Regions from separate parts of the Homo sapiens genome. Here region 1 is linked to region 2. Evidence: chromatin loops called from intact Hi-C (ENCODE). Cell type or tissue: GM12878. All regions are shown on one strand.

Region 1 (8,000 bases), 130 kb after region 2:
AATGGGCCAAATTTAAAAGCTTTTGATATGAGTTGTTAGGGTCCACTAGAAAAAATATACTTTCACCACAAGTGGCAAAGAATGCCCTTTTGAAATGTTCACCTTGAATAAATAAAAATGGAACCTGTACTAGTTTGCTAGTGCTGCCATAACAAAATATTACAGAATGAGTGGCTTAAACAATAGAAATTTATTTTCTCCTAGTTCTGGAGGCTGGAGGTCAAAGATGAAGTGCTGGCAGTCTGGGGTTCTTCTGAGGCCTCTCCTCCTTGGCTTGCAGATGGTCGTCCCTTTATGCACTTGTGCTCCTGTTGTCTTTCTTATGACACCAGACATATTGAAGTAGGGCCCCACCCTAATGACATCATTTTAATGTAATCACCTCTTTCGAAACCTTATCTTCAATTATGGTTACATTTGGAGGTACTGGGAGTTATGGCTTGAATATATGAATTTGAGCGTGGGGACCAGGGGTGCACAATTTAGTCCATAGCAGAATCCTAACTGTAAAACAAACATGGATCCAATAAAAAGCTAATTTTAAAAAATCACAGTTGCTGCTTTCTGGAAATATAGCTGGCCATAGTCTTTCCTTTCTTTCTCAGTTCATTCTTTCTCTGTCTACGTATAATTTAATATTAAAACACACTCTTTTTAGTGTGTGGTTCTATGACTTGTGTAACCATCACATTCCATTAGCTTTTTGTAATCAAGCTTGCAGGAGGGATGGAAGCCAAAGGCAGTCTAAATTTCAGTTTTATTTTTAAGTGTTTTATTTTGGAAGGCTTAGACACCTGTAAGCGAGTTAAAGAAACAAAGTAAACTCAGGCAGTGATCTAAAAGGCAAAGTAGAAAAAAATAGTTTTTCCTCCTTAATGACGTAGAGTAGGAAATTGACTGCATCATTTAAGTGTTTACATAATACTCCTTTTATTGACTGTCCCTACCTTTACTGATCTAATCTCCAAAAAGAATCTAACATTCTGGCCTGGTGTGGTGACTCATGCCTGTAATCCCAGTACTTTGGGAGCCAGAGGCAGATGGATCACCTGAGGTCAGGAGTTCAAGACCAGCCTGGTCAACACGGTGAAACTCTGTCTCTAATAAATATACAAAAATTAGCTGAGAGTGGTGGCACATGCCTGTAATTCCAGCTACTCAGGAGGCTGAGGCAGGAGAATCGCTTGAACCCTGGAGGCGGAGATTGCACTGAGCTGAGATTGCACCACTGCATTCCAGCCTGGGCGTCAGACTCTTGTCTCAAAAAAACAAACAAACACAAAAAAACTTAACATTCCAGTCATACTGCATATATCCTGGCTTTCTTAATGTCTCTACAACATTCTTGTATTGTCTCTGATCATCCCTATACCCTACTGTATGTAAGGTGTCTAGACCTGACATTTACCTCTGTGAAGCTTTATTAGCCAATAGAAATGAAAACCCTAATGGATCCCCATTTAGGTGGCATAGATCAGGGGTTCCCACCTCCTGGGCCATGGACTGGTATCAGTCTATGGCCTGTTAGGAACTGGGCTGCACAGCAGGAGGTGAGCGGTGGGTGAGCGAGTGAAGCTTCATTTGTATTTACAGCTGCTCCCCATGGCTCACATTACCACCTGAGCTCCGTCTACTGTCACAGCAGCAGCGGGATTAGATTCTCATAGGGCATGAACCCTATTGTGAACTGAACATGTGAGGTATCTAGGTTGTGCACTTCTTATGAGAATCTAATGCCTGATGATCTGAGGTGGAGCTGAGGTGGTAATGCTAATGTGGGGGAGTGGCTGCAAATACAGATTAACATTAGCAGGGAGGTCTGACTGCACAGAGACCATAATAAGTCGCAGACTCATATCAAAACCCTATCAGTGAGTGGCAAGTGACAATTAAGCCGTGGCTGGCAGTAGGCTTTATAGTGGCAAGTGAATTGATGTACTTCAATTGTACAGCTACATCTGGTGGCAGGCTGTCAGAATCTGACACTTAACTTTAGTCTGAGCATGGCCTGCCCATTATTTTATTTACCACTTCCATCCGTGCCTCTTTCCCATGCTATGCACTTGTCTCAGTCATAGTTTTGGTAAGCCCACAAGCTAACCCTAGCCAAAATGAGTAAAAAACAAATGTCACTGGAGAGCTTCTTTGTCAAGGGGGACAGACTGAATGATGAGACATCAGAAGACATTAAGACTTCCATCAAAAACAAAGCTGCATTTAAAAGAAAATACCAAGAGTCCTACTTAAATTACAGGCTCATTGCAACAAGTGATTAACATTCTACAAGCCCACTTTGTATAACATGTGGCAACCGGCTATCCAACAAAGCCATGAAACCTTCAAAACTGCTTCTCCACATGGAAACCTAGCACCTTGCATTAAAACACAAGGCTTTTGAGTTTTTCAAATGAACACAAAGAACAGAAGCAACTGGCCAGGCATGGTGGCTCACACCTGTAATCCCAGCACTTTGGGAGGCTGAGGTGGGTGGATTGCTTGAGGCCAAGAGTTTGAGACCAGCCTGGTCAATATGGTGAAACTCCGTCTCTACTGAAAATACAAAAATTAGCTGGGTGTGGTGGTACGCACCTGTAGTCCCAGCTACTCGGGAGGCTGAGGCATGAGAATCACTTGAACCCAGGAGGCAGAGGTTGCAGTGAGCCAAGATTGCACCACTGCACTCCAGCCTGGGTGAAAGAGAAAGACCCTGTCTCAAAAACAAGCAAACAAAAAACCAGAAGCAATTATTGAAGGCCACCACTTCATCAAATGTATCTGCACTGAGAGCATCATTCTTAGTGGCTAACTGCATTGCTAAAGCTAAGAAGCCCTTTACCGTTGGTGAAGAATTGTTCCTGCCTGCTGCTAAGGACATTTATCATGAACTTTTAGGAGAGGCTGAAGTTCAAAAGGTGACACATGTTCCTTTTTCGGCTAGTACCATAACTAGACAAAGTGATGAAATACAGAGGATATTGGGGCACAATTGTTAGGATTAATGAGTCACCATGGTATGCAATCCAGGTTAATGAGTCTACTGATGTTGACAAGACAACAATGCTTGTTTTTGTGCCATATCTTTTTCAGGAGGATGTGCAGGGGAATATGTTATGTGCACTTTTGTTGCCAACCAACACCACAGGTGCAGAACTATTCAAGACTTTGATTACATATCAGAAAAACGGAATTGGTCATTTTGTGTCAGTATATGCACAGACAGAGTGGCTGATATGACTGGATGGCTTTCTGGTTTCACTACTCAGGTCAAAGAGGTCACTTCTGAATGTGAGTCTATGCACTGTGTCATCTACAGAGAAATGCCGGGTAGCCGAAAATTGTCACCCGAACTTAAGGTTTTACAGGATGTGATTAAAATTATCAATGACATTAAAGTGCATGCCCTTAACTCAATGTCTGTTTGCGCAACTCTGTGAGATGTGTATAAGAAATGAGATGGCTTTCTAAAGGTAGATAACTGGCCAGAATTTTTGAGTTATGAGAGCCACTCCAGAGATTTCTTTTACAAAAACAGTCACCACTAGCAGCACATTTCAGTGACATAGAATGGGTGGCAAAACTTGTTTACTTGTGTGACACATTCAACCTGCTCAGTGAATTCAATCTGTCACTTCAGGGGAGAATGACAACTGTGTTCAAATCAGCAGATAAAGGGGCTGCATTGAAAACCAAACTGGAGTTATGGGGGCGATGAGTGAACATTGGGATTTCTGACATGTTTCAAACATTAGCAGAGATTTTGAAAGTGACTGAGCCAACGCCTTCTTTCTCCCAGCTGCTGCATGATCACCTAGCTCAGCTTTCAAAAGAGTTTGAGCTTTACTTGCCAACCACAAAAAAATCCCTGAGCTGGGAAGGAATGGATCCACCACCCATTTGTGAATAAGCCAGAAGAATTGACTTTGTCGATACTAGAAGAGGATCAACTGCTTGAGATTGCAAGTGACGGCAGCCTTGTATGTTTGAGACAACTTCAAATCTCCATACATTCTGGATGGAATATCCTGAGATTGCCACAAAAGCACTGAAAAGCCTGCTTCCATTTCCAGCATCCTATATTTGTGAAGCAGGGTTTTCTGCAGTGACAGCAACCAAAACTAGATTATGGAGTAAACTGGACATAAGCAACACACTTCGGGTGTCACTGTCTCCCATCACCCCCAGATGGGAACCGGCTAGTTGCGGGAAAACAAGCTCAAGCCTTCCACTGATTCTACGTTACGGTGAGTTGTATAATTATTATATTTCATTGAATATTATGATGCAATAATAATAGAAATAAAGTGCACATTAAATGTAATGCACTTGAATCATCCTGAAACTACATCCTGGTCTGTGGAAAAATTGTTTTTCACAAAATAGGTCTCTTGTGCCAGAAAAGTTGGGCACTGCTGGTAAACTATTATTTAAAAACAATGTAGGCAAAAACTATCTACCAAAATTGTAAATTCCTAAAGTAACAGTTTTCATAAGTTATGGTCTTTATTCCTTCAGGAGTTCATCTTTTACTGTTTTAAGATTTGGATGACTCTGAAACAGTGGTGCCATCTCAGCTAACAACAGCAGCATCTGCCTTCTGGGTTCAAGCAATTCTCCTGCTTCAGCCTCCCAAGTAGCTGGGACTACAGGCATGCGCCACCACACACGGGGTTTCAATTTGTTAGCCATGCTGGTCTTGAGCTCCTGACCTCAAGTGATCCGCCTGCCTCAGCCCCCCCACAGTGCAGGGATTACAGGCACGAGCCACTGTGCCCAGCCCATTTTCCCCTTTCTTTATTATCAATAGGCAAATCCTGACATTTGAATTTTTTTTGTAATAACAAGGTTAATAGCTTTCTACTGTCCTCTTTCATTTTTTTAATGTCATTTATCACTATCTAACATGCCATATACCACTCTTATTTGTTTATTGTCTGCTTCTTCCCACTAGAATGTAAGCATCATGAGGGCAGAGGTTTTTGTCTGTTGTTTACAGCCATATTGCCAGCACCAGGCATAGGATTCATATAATTGGATAAACTGAGCACTTACTGTGTACCAGGCATGTATACATGTTTACATGTAGAATCTTATTTAATTTTCACTACAACAGAAAGATGTTTTATTATTCCCATTTTAAGATAATAAAACTGATTACATTTTTTTAAAAGGTTAAGTAACTTAGCCAAAGTCACATAACTGAATGGTTACAGGGTAAGTGATAGATCAGACTAGTTTACCCTCAAACCTTAGCCCATCTATTTACCTTTGTTACAGTATCCAAACTACTTAACCTAAGATTCAGCACATTCCATAGTATCATTTCATAGTACCAAAGACCCTCAACCTATCTTACCTCTCACTATTTTCTATCTAAAACTGCCTGCTTCTCTCAAACTAACTGGCCCACTCCCTGTCTCTTGAAGCTTATGTTCCCTCTGGATTTTGCTCAAATAAACTCCCTACAGAAATCTTTTTTTTTTTCCTTTCCAACTTTTATTTTAGGTTCAAGGGATACGCGTGGAGGTTTGTTATGTGGGTAAATTGTTAGTCTTGGGGGTTTGGTGTATAGATAATTTTGTCACCCAAGTCATCAGCATAATACCTGATAGGTAGCTTTTTAGTCCTCACCCTCCTCCCACCCTCCATCCTTAAAAAAGACCTGATGTCTAATGTTCCCTTCTTTTGTGTCCATGTGTACTCAATGTGTAGCTCCCACTTATAAGTGAGAACTTGTGGTATTTGGTTTTCTGTTCCAGCCTTAATTTGCTTAGGATACTAACTAGTCTTTGGCTCTGAGGTTCAGTGCAACTTCCAATTCTTTCCTAAATCTTTCCTGAATACTTGAGGATACAGTGAGGAATTCCTCTTAACTTCTTCAGCGTTTACCATATGGTTTTGGAGGCTTTTGGTCACGTAATGCCTCATATTAACTATGTCCCACCCCATTTATCTTGCTTGGCACACAAAGGCTCAATAAATGGAAGCCATTGTAATTTTCTTCCATTCCCATCTGAGTGAGGGCACTAAAAGCAGTAACTTAGGGGTATATGATCTCTCTCTCTGTAAAACATTCGTCTAACCCAACATCTTTAAAAAGCTAACATTCTACTTTTGGGAGGCCGAGGCGGGCAGATCACTAGGTCACGAGTTTGAGACCATCCTGACCAACATGGTGAAATCCCGTCTCCACTAAAAATACAAACATTAGCCAGGTGTGGTGGTGCCCGCCTGTAGTCCCAGCTACTTGGGAGGCTGAGGCAGGAGAATCGCTTGAACCCGGGAGGTGGAGGTTGCAGTGAACCAAGATCGTGCCATTGCATTCCAGCTTAGGCAAGACTCCGTCTCAAAAAAAAAAAAAAAAAAGCAAAGTTAACATTCTAGGCCAGGCGCGGTGGCTCACGCCTGTAACCCAGCACTTTGGGAGGCCGAGGCAGATGGATCACCTAAGGTCAGGAGTTTGAGACCAGTCTGACCAACATGGTGAAACCCCATCTCTGCTAAAATACAAAAATTAGCCGGGTGTGGTGGTGGGCGCCTGTAATCTCAGCTACTCAGGAGGCTGAGGCAGGAGAACAGCTTGAACCCAGGAGGCGGAGGTTGCTGAGCCGAGATTGCGCCAGTGCACTACAGCCTGGGCAACAAGAGTGAAACTCCATCTCAACAACAACAAAAAAGCTAACATTCTAGTTCAAAGAAAGCAACACATAGATGATGTAAATTACACATAAAAAACCATTCACTGAGGTTAAATGAAAATGTCTGCTGGAGTGTGCCAAGGGGACCTGAAAGGGCCTCCTCTGAGAGGGCATCGTGGGAGGGCTTCAAGGAGGGCGGGAGGGTGGCAGGGAGGCAGGGATGTCGCGCCTCGTCTGGTTCCTAATGTCTGAAGTTCTTTTGGTTCCCTGTTGTCTTTCACACCGCCGCCTCGGGCTCGCTTTTGCGCAGGGCCACGTGGCAAAGTTTTAGTTTAACCGCACGTCGGGCCCACTGTAAACGGTTAATAACCGCCTTCGTGGACCAGGCCTCTGCCCTCCATCTTTGTGCGGGCGGGAGGTGGGGCGGGGACGCCAGGTGTAGCGGACAAGCGGAGAGGCGGCGGGTAGATCCGGGCCCCCAACCCCAACAGTCAAGTTTTCAAAAAGCCCGCGCGTGGCGCCCCAGACCGCATCCGTTGGGAATGGCCCCCAGCGCGCCCCCTGCTCTCTCCCCGGCAAAGCCCTGGGCGGGAGAAGGCGCGGGGGTGGTAGGCCGGCTCTGCACGCCGGGGGCGCCGGGGCAAGCGCGCACCGGGGAGCGCGCCCGTCCAACAGCTGCCGAAAACGGAAGTGGGTGCGAGGGGATCACGGTGATTGGCTGAACTCAGATGTCTCTCAAGGGGCTGGCGCGAACGCCACTGCGGAGTTGGGCGAGGGGATGAGTAAAGGGGAGGGGGAGAAACACTGGGAACAGCCGCGGTGCTAGGAGGAAATGAATCGCGGTGGTGCGCGGAGGGCAGGGAGGGACCCATGTCAAGGGACAGTGGGGCGCTCGGGAATGAAAGTGGGCTGGCAGAAGCGGAAGCGGGAGCGGCACAGGCCGCGGGCTTGAATAGACCGCGGAGGGCGGGGAGTCCGTGATCTAGAGCGGCGCTGCGGCGCGGTAGGCGGGATTAAGGGGAGCGAGGCGGGGATTGGCTGGTAGCCCTAGGCTGCCGTACGTCGGCGGTGACGCACGCCTCGGGGAGGGTGCGCGCGCGTTCAGCGGCCTCTTTGTGTGGTGCCCAGATAGGGGAGCGGAGGTGGCGGCGGCGGCGGTAGCGGTGGCCTTGGTTGTCTTCCAGTCTCCTCGGCTCGCCCTTTAGCCGGCACCGCTCCCCTTCCCTCCCCCTTCCTCTCTTCCTTCCTTCCCTCCCCTTCCCTTTTTCCCTTCCCCGTCGGTGAGCGGCGGGGGTGGCTCCAGCAACGGCTGGGCCCAAGCTGTGTAGAGGCCTTAACCAACGATAACGGCGGCGACGGCGAAAC
Region 2 (8,000 bases):
ATGATTCCCTTACGTAAGTAAAAACACCATGAAATTATATTCTTATATATAAATTTTATTATATACTGTACCTTACTGTAACACATATAAACAGTAAAGGTTTTATGCCAAAACCACATATATTACACTTTCTGGGCAATTAAAGAAATTTTTAAAAGTAAATTTCACTATACACAATTATAGACTAGATCCTAACCCTCACATAGTAGATGCAAGTCTTCTATTTAACAAATGAAATGAGAATGTCTAAAAAAATCAAAAAAAATTTTTTTTTTGAGATGGAGCCTAGCTCTGTTGCCCAGGCTGGAGTGCAATGGCATGATCTTGGCTCACTGTAACCTCCACCTCCCGGGATTACAGGTGGCTGTCACCATGCCTGGCTAATGTTTGTATTTTTTAGTAGAGACGAGGTTTCACCAAGTTGGTCAGGCTGGTCTTGAACTCCTGACCTCAGGTGATCCACCCGCCTTGGCCTCCCAAAGTACTGGGATTACAGGCATGAGCCACCGTGCCTGGCCAAAAAAATTTTTTAAAAAATTACAAGAATAGTATCAAACTGAGAACACAGGCTCTCAAAAACACTTACTGGTTGGTTGTTTCTAATAGTTTAAAGAAATGACATTTATTTTTATTCATTTCTTCAAAAGATATTCATTGAGTGCCCACTGTGTATGCCAAGGGTTCATGGACTACCTAAATCTACTTCATCCACAGTCACAAGATACTTTACCTTCCAAAAATCAGTTATGCTGCGAATGGACTTAAAGTTGGTTCTTTCTTCACCAGGCACAGAAGTGTCCAAAAATAGAGATGACATAACCTTGTTTAAGTAATACATATGTGGGTTTACCATCCCAAAAGTCACTAAGGAGAATAATTTTTTGTTTAATAATTTACATTTAAAAACTCAGCTTATCAGGATTAAAAATGTTACATTTTTTTCTCAATTTTGAAAATTAAACTTTATTAATCTAATTATAAAAGTAATAATTTAAAAAATCTAAACTAGAAATATAAAAAGTAGGATGTGGTTTCTAGAATTAGTCTGGCAAATATTCTTCAGACATTTCTTTATGCATACACATTTATAAAGAAAATAATTTTATCTTTACAAAAATGAGGACACATTATACACACTATTCTGCAAGTTGACTTTTTCTCTACATGAGAGTAAGGCAATATAGTATGGTGAGTGGTTAAGGTTACATGGACTTTGAATTCAGACAGATAAGGGTGTGAGTCCCATCACAGGGATAGTATCTCTTACCCCCTAGTTTTGTTGTGAGAAGTGAGATGATGCACACAGAACATTTTAAACTGTGTTTTGGCACATGATGAGTTTTTAAAAATATTAACTAGTGGCGGGGCGTGGTGTTGCACCCATAATCCCAGAACTTTGGGAGGCTGAGGTGGGTGGATCACCTGAGATCAGGAGTTCGAGACCAGACTGACCAACATGGTGAAAACCCTGTCTCTACTAAAAACATACAAAATTAGCCGGGCGTGGTGGCACAGGCCTGTAATCCCAGCTACTCCGGAGGCTGAGGCAGGAGAATCGCTTGAACTCAGGAGGTGGAGGTTGCAGTGAGCCACTGTACTCCAGCCTGGGTGACAGAGCGAGACTGTCTCAAAAAAGAAAAAAAAAAGAAAAAAAATCACATTATAAATGGAGATTCAGGTTGCTGTATTATATTAAAAAAAGTGTTCTTTAAAAATCTCTGAATAATGGGATTATAAATGATCTTTTTACTTACATTTTTACATTTTCCAAATGTTCTGTAGTAAGCATGTAGTTTTCATAACCAAGCTTTTATAAAGCAGTCTAAGATATCTTAATTTATAAAGTTGCCTACAGTTATCTTTTTTTTTTTTTTCCTTGGGACAGGGTCTCAGCCTGTCACCCAGGCTGAAGTGCAGTCGTTGCAATCACAGTTCACTGCAGCCTCGACCTCCTGTGCTCAAGCAATCCTCCACCTCAGCCTTCTCAGTAGCTAGGACTACAGGGGTGTGCCACCACACCTGGCTAATTTTATAGTTGTCTTTTCAATCAAGAGCAGACTCAAACTCACCCCTACAACACCAATTAATTACTTAATTGCTATACAATTGCCAGTGTGTAGCACATACCAACATGAGACAATACTGCCAGTGAGCTTTCATCTACTGTTATGTTGGGTGCCATCGACAAATGCTCTTTAATACTCCTCTTTGCATATTAAGCCAATGCTATTGACCCACAGGTAGGAGGAATGCAGGTTGAGATGTTTTCCCAGTCCTCCTTAATTATTTGCATTGACTCAGCACAAACTATTTTTTTAACTGCAATAGGTCAGTGAAAAGAACCAAGCTAATGGCAGACACCAAGATGAACTTTGGCCTCATTTGTACTTTGATTTATGAAACTCAGCTGATGTGTCTATATGACTCTAAACAAAATCAAATTGCAGTTGCCAACCCAAGGGATGAATTATGCTCAAGACAGAACTGCCAAATGAAAGGAATAATTCTAATTCAGTCAGTATTGACTATGGAAGCTTCTTACATTTGCGATGTAAAATTTTGCCCCTTAAGAACTGAAAATAGTCAATTTCTAAATGAAATGAATCTAAATGAATTTAAGATTATGTTTAAACGTGTCACTGTATTTTGAGTTTTAGTAGCCTGACAGCCTGTGGTTTTGAAGTTTGTATGTTTTATTTTTCATCTCCACATTTTAACTTCTTAGTTCAAACAAACAGCATCTTTATATCTGTGTACTTACATATACATAGGTTTATTAAAAAAATAAAGTAGAGTAACAATTCCTGAAGTGTGGTTGTAATTTCTACTTCCTTTCTGTAATGCAACTTATGTTTCGAAGCCCCTGTGAGATATAAGACAAAATTTTTCTTTACATTATTATGTAATTTATAAGTGACAACAATGGAAAAACCACAGCCACTTTTAGTCCTTACACTGCGGGGAGGAAAGCTCCAATAGCTTCTGGCTATTTTTCAATTCTTAGTTTTACGAGGCAGGGATAATTTTTTTACTATATACTATTAATAACAGATTTTTTTTTTGAGACGGAGTCTAGCTCTGTCGCCAGGCTGGAGTTCAGTGACGCGATCTCGTCTCACTGCAGCCTCCGCCTCCCCGGTTCAAGCGATTCTCCTGCCTCAGCCTCCCGAGTAGCTGGGACTACAGGCGCGCGCCACCACACCCAGCTAATTTTCGTATTTTTAGTAGAGATGGGGTTTCACCATGTTGGCCAGGATGGTCTCGATCTCTTGACCTTGTGATCCGCCCGCCTCGGCCTCCCAAAGTGTTGGGATTACAGGCTTGAGCCACTGCGCCCGGCCACTAACAGATTTTATATCATGATGTCTTCTCGCCAGTCTTAAGATGAAAAAGCAAAATACGAAACAAGTAAAACCTCTCATCTGTCCTAACCGTTTTCTCCACCCTCAATACAGCTTCTTGGGAAGGCTGGTTTCTGCTGGACAGGGGAAAAACACCTCGGCTTGAATTCTGTCAAGGTCACGACTCCCCAGATCAACCAAGGACTTTAGAGACCGGCCTAGCGACGGTCACTCGACAGGTGACAACGCCCAGCTCGAGCCTCCGGCAAGAGGCGAGCGCCACCTCGCTCAGGGCTTCAGTTTTCCCGTCTGTGCAATGGGACCATCTGTCCCTCTCCGCTTCCCCAGGGGAGGCTGTGAGGGCTAAAGGTGTCGGCAGTCACATCTCTCAAACGAATTTGGGGCCGCAGAGTTCCTTTCAGGGTGTCTGGAACTGCCAAATCGCCCCTGTCCCTCCCACTCCTTAAGAGGACCCCTCACCGCCTCGGTGCCACCGTGACGCCTCAGCCATGGCGGACCTGCACTACACCGCCCGTTCGTTCGCCTGAGGCCGCGGCGCTTGCGCGCTAGTCTTGCGGCGCGCGCTGCCCGGCTCTGACGCCTGCGCGAGCCCCCAGCTCCTCCAGGGCGGCGAGCTACTCGACAAGTCGTCAGCGCGGCTGCGCCGCAGGAGCCCGGGAGGCCTTTCGCCCGAGGCGGGCTGCGGGCTGCTGGGGTCTGGTGCGGAGGGCCAACTTCTGGGAATAACCTGGCTGTGGGCTTAAAAATCGTAGTCATTCATTATCACGGGCTTCTCTCTCTCGAATACCTTTAACATTTATCGCCTTGTTAGTCTCCACATCCACCTCCGTGAAAGGTAGGTATTTTTGTCCTCATTTTAGGCCTGAAGAAACCGAGAAGCTGAGAAATGAAGTAATTCACTGGAAGTTGGGGCCAAGTCTTGGATGCCCAAGCCCAAATTCCTAACCGTGACCCTACGCTGCTGCTGCTGCTGCTACTTGCAGAAACTGGTTATTAACCGAGAGCTGTTGCTGGAAGTAGCTTCCACTCCCCTGCCCCCGTGATGTAAAAATAGATGAAAAACTCTGCAGTGATTATGTGAAAGGTCAGGCCGACACAGGAGTCCTGGGGCCCAGACCCACATCTGACCCAGAAGCTTTGCAAAGATGAGAAGGTTGGTAAACCAGCTATAGAAAAGGCCAAACTAATTTGGCTGTAAATTAAGGCAGCCAAAAGCCCTCCAGGATGTAAGACCAGGACGGATTCTCGTGTTGATAAAAAGGAAAATAAAATGGAATCCAGTCCAAAGGCCCCAGGGAAACCTGCAAAGAAAACCACTAACCAGTTTTGAAAGTAAAAGATAAAGCCACTTTTGTTATTTCCCTGAAAGAGATGTAGACTGCTGTCGATAAATGCTGTTTTATGTGTAGATAAAAAGCAAAACGGCCACACAGTAGTGAGGGTCAAAAACTACCATCGATGAGAGGAACAGGAGAGGCCTCGCAAAAGGCTGACAGCCAGTGAACTAGAAGCCCGAGAGGAAAAAAAGCTTTAGAATAGTTTTAACAAAAGGATTTGGGCTTTCCTGTACTGGGACTCTCAGCTGTTCACAAAATTATGCTTTCTAAAGTAACAGATTATCTGAAATTGAAATTATTAGAGGAAAAACACCCATATATAGGTAATCAAATTTACATAATTTTTTTTTTTTTAGAGATGGAGTCTCGCTATATTTCCCAGTCTGGCCTCAAACTCCTGATCTTAAGGGATCCCCAGCTCAACCTCTCCCAGCAGCTGGGACTACCGGGCTGTCAAATTTACATTAACTATGAGAATTAAGCAGGTAATCTCTAGAGACTATTCTTATTCCTTTGAGCATAACAGACTGAAAAATCCTGAAGAATTAGAAACCTGTTTGGTTAAAACAAAATCACAAATTCAGTAGATTCAGTCATGATTTAAGTTCTTGTGATTGCCTTTGAAGTGCAAACCATGGCAAGTCTAGCTTAGTTTCTAGAGGAATTGGCTGAGCTGTAAGTGAGCTTCACACTGTTCTAGAATATAACATTGCTCTTTTGGAACTTGTTATTCATAGGTTTTGCTGAGTGGAGTTTTATTTTACAGATCTAGACTTTTGTGAAGAGGAGACAGTCCGTTTTAAATATTTGAATTTTATTTTCTTTTGACATACAACTGTGGAACACTCAGATAATCTATACCATGTTAGTATTCCTACAAGAGAAAACGGGTAAAACAGTATTTAGAAAGCAGTACCAGTAAACGTTATTACAAGCATTAGATGTGTTTAAAAAGTTGATACTAATTTATAACCTGTAATTGTTAAATGTGCATGACTTAAATGTTAAAATCCTGTATTTTAAGATAGTCTTCTGCAGTTACAAATCCATATACCCAGATTTCCTGTAGGCTTCACAAATCGGAGGGGTACATAGAATGTGCAAGAGTCAAAGGATAAATAATATTATAAATATATATTAACTATATTACCTAATTAAAACCATAATCTGTTAATACAGCTATGGATTAATTTCAAAAAAATGTAATCAAATATATTACTAATGGTGTAGTTGGCTGTTTTCCAATGTTGGTAAAGTTATTAAAGTTCTTCACTTTCATAGAGTCCAGATTGAGCTGCCAAACGCTGAAATTCTCCTTCTGGGTTAAAAGCTTGTTTTACATTCAAACCTTTCCCATTAAGTGCTAAATATTTGCTGAATGTTGGTCGAACCCGTAACTGCTTAGGAGCTGGAAGAGTTTGGTTTGGACGTGCTGAAATAGATCACATAAAAGTTGATTCAGAAAACCTGTTCTAACCAAATTGGTCACACTAGGTATTTATTATCAGACAGGAAAAGAAAAAAGAACCAAAACTGATTATATATGGGGAAAATATCTCAAATTTTATACTCTGCTGGGATTTTCATTTCTTATTAAATCTTCCTAGTTAAATCCCTTATAATACTTTGGTTAATAGTATGACATACCCGTAACGTCTAATCTTGTGTTACATGTAGTCACTCCAGCTTCATTAACTGCTGACACAGTATACCACCCAGCATCTTTCTTGTTTACATCTTTTATCAGTAAAGTAACTCTTCCAGTGTTATCTTGATATAAGCTGAAATAAAAATTTTTAAGAAATGAAAGTACAGGAATTATTTCTGTGAAGTGGATGTCTCTGACCAACAGTCAGACTAGGAAGAAAAAAACATTTGAAAATTCCAAAGCTGTATCTATTTATTGCCAAATAGCTATTGGTTTTCTTGAATTAAACATCCCCCCTTGGGTGCTGTCTCCCTCTGCTCTTCAATCTGTCCCCTGATGGTCCCTGTCATTCACTCGGGTGTGTCTGTGTTTGTATTTATGCGTATGTATAGGGGAATGGAGGGGTCCTGACCTGTTCCGTTATCTGTCTCCTACCTCCTCCTTTGTTTAATAAAGGCTGAAGCTTTTTGTAAAGAAAGAAAAGAAAAGAAAACATCCCCCTTTAATCTTGTTTATGTCATTTATTTCCTTGGGCCATCTTTCATCATCGTTGATAAAAAGATAAATCCTAGTCTACTTTATGCCTTACATTTCTGATTAGTGGAATCTGGCTTACTGAAGTTTTCTTACATTTTTATCTAATATATATTTTATTATATTATTCTTTAGTGTTTTAAAAACTAGACAAATTGAGATAAATGCATGCCATTTATAATGCATGTTAAAAAGTATAACTGGATTCACCCAAATAAACTATAGTAAGTCTAGAAATACATATCCTACCTTATTCGGTCAGTGTTGAATTGTACCATTTCATTATTTCTTTTCCAGAAAAGCTTTGGTGGAGGTATAGCCGAGATCTGGCATTCTAGTTTCACTGAATCTCCCTCTAAAACTTTTTTGCTCTGTGGTTTGTAGATAAACATTGGTGCTCTTTTATGTTCTTTTGCTATATATTAATACAAAAATTCAAGTATTTGAAATATTATAAAAAAGGTATTAAATCAAACCAAGGTATTATGAAATTTGTATGTTGATATTAAAATGTTAAAAAGCAACAGCAACAGAAAGAAACTCAGTAAAAAAGACATGCAGTACTATTTTGTTATACCATTCAGAATTCTAAACTCTAATGTAATGATGCATTGAATTGATAATCAGATAATTATATTTCATTCAAACTAAAGTCATATTCTTTTTTTTTTTTTTTTTTTTTTTTTTTTTTGAGACAGAGTCTCGCTCTTTTGCCCAGGCTGGAGCGCAGTGGCGTGATCTTGGTTCACTGCAACCTCCGCCTCCCAGGTTCAAGGAAGTCTCCTGCCACAGCCTCCTGAGTAGCTGGGATTACAGGTGTGCACCACACCCAACTAATTTTTGTATTTTTTTTAGTGGACACAGAGTTTTGCCATGTTAGCCAGGCTGATCTCTAACTCCTGGCCTCAAGTGATCTGCCCACCTCAGCCTCCTAAAGTGTTGGGATTACAGTCATGAGCCACCGTGCCTGGCCCAAATTTAAGTTATATTCTTTATCATCTCATCTACAGGGAGGCAGCATGAGTGATGGAAAGAGTATCAGACAGCTTGGGTTCAAATTACCTATTGGCTCCATGAGCCATGCCAAATTGGTAAAATTTTGTTTAGTTTCTCTGAGTC

What was found. A loop is a pair of places that touch in the nucleus more often than their neighbours do. Peaks named below come from ENCODE experiments on the same cell type or tissue, not always from the same donor. Only the 100,000 strongest peaks of a DNase experiment are listed, where the experiment ranks them.
Region 1: it touches region 2 in a loop (7-fold over the local background); 11 of 110 quality-filtered maps call a loop at or near these places.

What each region holds. Positions count from the first base shown.
Region 1 is chr5:137,754,108-137,762,107 of GRCh38, reverse strand. HNRNPA0 (heterogeneous nuclear ribonucleoprotein A0) reads left to right here and starts at 7,745. Exons shown (of 1, transcript NM_006805.4): 1 at 7,745-8,000. RefSeq lists enhancers at 3,429-3,548, 7,013-7,704, 7,966-8,000 and a silencer at 7,026-7,385. In GM12878, no CTCF peak of the experiment used is centred here; DNase peaks (open chromatin) are centred at 3,197, 7,357 and 7,647; H3K4me3 peaks cover 1,580 bases; H3K27ac peaks cover 2,586 bases.
Region 2 is chr5:137,885,344-137,893,343 of GRCh38, reverse strand. MYOT (myotilin) reads right to left here. Exons shown (of 10, transcript NM_006790.3): 8 at 7,131-7,296; 9 at 6,347-6,480; 10 at 5,493-6,131. The coding sequence ends at 5,959. PKD2L2 (polycystin 2 like 2, transient receptor potential cation channel) reads right to left here and starts at 3,887. Exons shown (of 15, transcript NM_001300921.2): 1 at 3,822-3,887; 2 at 2,762-2,863; 3 at 731-864. The coding sequence starts at 3,852. PKD2L2-DT (PKD2L2 divergent transcript) reads left to right here and starts at 4,025. Exons shown (of 4, transcript XR_948815.3): 1 at 4,025-4,197; 2 at 5,056-5,184. In GM12878, CTCF peaks have their summits at 3,641 and 3,933; a DNase peak (open chromatin) is centred at 3,933; H3K4me3 peaks cover 2,828 bases; H3K27ac peaks cover 2,162 bases.